2 separate regions of the Homo sapiens genome follow, and region 2 is linked to region 1. Evidence: chromatin loops called from intact Hi-C (ENCODE). Cell type or tissue: OCI-LY7. All regions are shown on one strand.

Region 1 (2,500 bases):
GACGGGGTTTCACCATGTTGGCCAGGTTGGCCTCGAACTCCTGACCTGGTGATCTGCCCACCTCGGCCTCCCAAAGTGCTGGGATTACAGGCGTGAGCCACTGCACCTGGCCGTAAGTCAATTATTTTTCAGAGATGTTGAGTTTCTACAATGACTTGACTAGTTGAGACCTAATCCAATCCCAGCTTTGTGTCAGAAATCAAGACATCTATTTTTTTCTTTCTAGGTGATGCCACTGTTACAATATCTCATCGATATACTCCCAAAGAGCAGTTGAAGAAACATACAATTCTTGCAGATATTGTAATATCTGCTGCAGGTAAGAACACAAGGGGGATGGAGGGAAGGACTTCACCTCAGAAGAGGAGGTTGTACCCCTCATCTTAGAATTCGCCTGCCTAGCTGCTATTCATCATTCCCCTTGTAATGATTCTTTGAGCTGCCTACAAAGATGAGGATAGAGTTGTGATTGGAATACCGGTTTCTGGCAGTCCATTATAGTCTAGATGGGTGAATGTTATTCCTAAAGCTTCAAAATATTTATATTAATATTTACTGTATAAAGTTTAAATGGTTCCTTTTGTTTCCTGTCAGGAGCCAAAATAAAAAAATAATAAAAGTAAATAGTTCCTTAGTTAATATTTTTAACAGGTTTTAATAAAACATGTTGATTAGTTCTTCAGGGTCTCTTGAAATTGAAGTTAGACAAGAATCTGACAGGTAGACTGTTTTCAGTACTAAGTTGATCTTTCCTTTCTCCATTTCCAGGTATTCCAAATCTGATCACAGCAGATATGATCAAGGAAGGAGCAGCAGTCATTGATGTGGGAATAAATAGAGTTCACGATCCTGTAACTGCCAAACCCAAGTTGGTTGGAGATGTGGATTTTGAAGGTAAATGGTGAAATTTTATTTTTAAAAATGAAATCAATAAATACTACCTTTCATGGACATTTAGGATAGATTATTTACTTTTTTTTTTTTTTTTTTTTTTGAGATGGGAGTCTCACTCTGTTGCCCAGGCTGGAGTGCAGTGGCGCGATCTCGGCTCACTGCAACCTCTGCCTCCTGGGTTCAAGCTATTCTTCTGCCTCAGCCTCCCGAGTAGCTGGGACTCCCAAAGTGTTGGGATTATAGGTGTGAGCCACTGCGCCCAGTCAGTATGCTTTTCCCTCCCTCTCTCCTTCCCTTCCTTCTTTCTTTCCTTCCTTCCCTCCATCTCTCTCCCTTCCTTCCTTCCCCTCCCCTCCCCTCCTCTCCCCCCACCCCTTTCTTCCTTCGTTTCTTTCTCTTTTTTTTTTTTTTTTTTTTTTGAGACAGTCTCACTCTGTCACCCAGGCTGGAGTGCAGTGGCACCATCTCGGCTCACTGCAGCCTCCACCTCACAGCTTCAAGCGATTCTTGTGCTTCAAGCCTCCCCAGTAGCCAGGACTACAGGCATGGGCCACCACGCCCAACTAATTTTGTGTATTTTTAGTAGAGACGGGGTTTCACCATGTTGGCCAGGCTGGTCTGGAACTCCTGGCCTCAAGTGATCCACCCGTCTTGGCCTCCCAAAGTGCCGGGATTACAGGTATGAGCCACTGCACCTGGCCTTAGTAGGCTTTTCATAAGAATTAGAGAAACCTTTTTAAAATTATGGCTTTTCTAGAATTATTTTAGGTGTTTTATCATAGTGATGGAGAGCAGTTATAAACTTTTCAGGGAATTGTTTTTTTCCTTAGACTTATTTCATAATTCAAGCAATTTCTTGACTTTTAACAAGTTTGAAAATTTGATGAAGTGATTTTTCTAAACCATGGAGTTTCCCAAAAAGTGTTAGAGATTTCTCATTTTCACACTGAGAGATCACAGGCCTAGAAAGTTAAAATGGTCCAGGAAAAAACCATACCCCTGAAATACTAGAATATACTAGTAGATTTCTTCTTTCAGTTCTGTTTTTTTTTTTAAGAGGCAGAGTCTCACTCTGTTGCCCAGGCTGTAGTGCAGTGGTGTGATCTCTGCTCACTGCAACCTCCACCTCCCAGGTTCAAGTGATTCTTCTGCCTTAGCCACCCAAGTAGCTGGGATTACAGACATGAGCCACCATGCCGGCTAATTTTTTGTATTTTCAGTAGAGATGAATTTGGCTGTGTTGGCCAGGTTGGTCTTGAACTCCTGGCCTCAAGTGATCCGCCTGCCTCAGCCTTTAACAGTGCTAGGATTACAGGTGTGAGCCACTGCACCTGGCCTCTCCTTTCAGTTCTTAAGATAGAATGTTTATCCGAGTTTTATGCTGATAATCCTTTTTTTCTTTCCTTTTTTTTTTTTTTTTTTTTTTTTGAGACAGGATCCCTCTCTGTTGCCCAGGCTGGAGTACAGTGGCAGGATCTCAGCTTACTGCAACCTCTGCCTCCTGGGCTTGAGCAATTCTCCTGCCTCAGCTTCCTGAGTAGCTGGGACTATAGGCACATGTCACCTCACTTGGCTAATTTTTGTATTTTTTGTAGAGATGGGGTTT
Region 2 (2,500 bases), 60 kb before region 1:
CTCTCAAGTTCTTTTGTATGATTTAACCACTATCTACCTGTCCAACTGAAATCTACCCTTCAGTAATATTATACTTGCACCTCCCTTCATAAGCTATGCTACAAGTTTGGTTATGCAGTTGCCCACCTTTTAAGGTTCAAGCCTTGTCTTCTCCAAAGAGCCACCTCTGACTGCCTCACAGTAAGCTTAGGGCCCGCAACTTACCTGTAACTTTTGTTGCACTTATGGCCTTTTACAACTATCAATTTATGTATGTGTCTGTTCTCACTGGTTTATAAGCTCCCTGAGGACAGAGCCTTGCTTGAGTCATCTGTCAGCAGCCCAATATGGGACAAAAAGTGCATGCATTGTAATTACTGAACAGAACTGATAGAGGCTCAGCAATTTGCGCTCCATAGGTCTAAGTTTGAACTTTTCTAGAAAAGGATTTGCAGGACGATCTGACGAATCTTGGGCTTCCAAATTAGTTCCAACAGTTCTAGTATTTTTTTTTTTTTTTGACAGAAGCAAATAAGTAAGTTTTACTTTGTGATTAAAACAAAAGTGAAATGCATTTAGTCCCAGGAAATGTCAATCCTTTCTGCATCTTACTTTTTTTTGCTGTGACCTCGAGATTCTCTTGTTCTCTTCAGTTGTATTGGTCCATGATCACTCATAGCTTTCATACACATATATACATCTGAAACTCAGAAAATTCATTAGGTAGGAACTCTTTGGATGCATCTCCTTTTTTAACCTCATTGGGATGATTTTTCGTTGCACCATCATTTTATAGAGCTTCCTAGCACTGCTGAGCATGCAGAATTTTTGCAAATGCAATCCAGAGAAACAGACTTGCTATATACTAGCTATTTGAACTTGTCTGAGCTTATGTGGCATGGTCTAAAGAATACTGAAATATTTCTGGCATACCTCTTAATTGCAGTCACTTTCTCCAGGTTGCTTTATGGATTAAATGAGATAACCTACTAAAGGACTCCAGTAAAAAGCTAAAAAGGTAGCTAGCTTTTGAGGTGTTGTGGCAGACTGGCATCTAGTGGCCAGCGATAAAGGTGCAGACTAGTGTCCACACCTAAGTGGGGACAGTGCAGGCTGTAATGTCCATACCTAGTGGGGACATCAATGGGGTATTTGTCAGAGAAGCTCCATGGCATAGTTTGGACATTGTTTCTGGCTGTGCAGGTTCAAACCCAGAGTCTGGCTCTCCCAAAGATTATCTGAGTTATTCTATTATTTTACAAAGTTTGAAATAGCCATTAGATACCCTTACAAACTTATCATTTTTGTGATTGATTTTAAGTCTACTGAAAATGTCAAAAGAAATCCAAAACTGATTGCTAGTAACTAGGCCAGGTGTGGTGGCTCACACCTGTAATCCCAGCACTTTGGGGCCGGGGCAGGCAGATTGCTTGAGCTCAGGAGTTCGAGACCAGCCTGGGCAACATGGCAAAACTCCATATTTACAAAAAATACAAAAAATTAGCCGGACATGATGGTGTGTGCCTGTTGTCCCCGCTACTAGAAGGCTCAGAAAGAAGGATCACTTGAGCCTGGGAGGCGGAGGTTGCAGTGAGCCAAGACTGTGCCACTGCACTCCAACCTGGGCAACAGAGACCCCAGCTCAAAAAAATAAAATTAGTGTTAACTTGTACTGTTTAGCCACATTCATTAAGTTTTTAATTTTAACTCTACTATCGCACAACCAGGAATGTACAAGAGATCTGGAGCCTGATTTGCATGGCAGGAAGGAGACCACGTATTTTTGTTTGGGATGGGTTTTAGCCACTATCAGAGACATAGTTTGTTTCTTAGGGGTTCGGTCCCAGTAGTATGATACTTAGTTCATTTAGGAACTTCCTTTTTTAACGGCTAAGAAAACATTTTAGCTACTAAATGATATGCAAAGATAACTTTCCAAATTTAAGCTGTACTCAAAAATCCACAGAATCTGCAAAACTCTCAAGTTTCTATATTTAAATAGAAATGTGTGTTGATATACATACTTTAATCAGTCATTTCTTGCTTTCAATATATTTTATTCTGACGAAGTTACAAAAGTAGATACAAAATACTTTTTTTAGAAGTACAGTTAACTGACTTAGAAAAATAGATAAAGCCCCTAAGGATTTTAAAACACAACATAAATTTTTATGTAAAGAACATTTAAAAATATTTTAGATGGTAACCAAAACTAACTTACACAAACTATTTTTGATGTAGAATAGAATGCTGTTCTATAATAAGAAGTCTGTAGCACACTGGTAATCCATTTGGATCTACAGAATACTTGTTTGGAACAGAATCTGATAATGAGAGAAAACTCAAATGAATGTCAGTGCAGTTGCTTCAAAAAAATTACTGCTACCACATGTACTATCATCCCCCAAGGCCTTTTACAGTCTGAAATATCAAAATTGAAAGCAAAAATAGGATGACCAAAGGACTACTATTTTACCTCTTTTCAGAACTCTACAATAGTAGAAACTAAATTCCCTTATGG

Evidence for each region. Peaks named below come from ENCODE experiments on the same cell type or tissue, not always from the same donor. Only the 100,000 strongest peaks of a DNase experiment are listed, where the experiment ranks them.
Region 2: it touches region 1 in a loop (2.9-fold over the local background); 7 of 110 quality-filtered maps call a loop at or near these places.

The regions. Positions count from the first base shown.
Region 1 is chr2:74,210,973-74,213,472 of GRCh38, forward strand. It overlaps MTHFD2 (methylenetetrahydrofolate dehydrogenase (NADP+ dependent) 2, methenyltetrahydrofolate cyclohydrolase), which reads left to right. Exons shown (of 8, transcript NM_006636.4): 6 at 227-319; 7 at 769-894. Among named protein-coding and RNA genes, the nearest start is that of MTHFD2, 14 kb to the left of the region's middle. In OCI-LY7, no CTCF peak of the experiment used is centred here; no DNase peak of the experiment used is centred here.
Region 2 is chr2:74,150,579-74,153,078 of GRCh38, forward strand. MOB1A (MOB kinase activator 1A) reads right to left here. Exons shown (of 6, transcript NM_018221.5): 6 at 1,950-2,500. BOLA3-DT (BOLA3 divergent transcript) reads left to right here. Exons shown (of 3, transcript NR_045636.1): 3 at 1-1,811. Among named protein-coding and RNA genes, the nearest start is that of BOLA3-DT, 3.8 kb to the left of the region's middle. In OCI-LY7, CTCF peaks have their summits at 1,040 (motif pointing left) and 1,249; a DNase peak (open chromatin) is centred at 1,053; H3K27ac peaks cover 478 bases.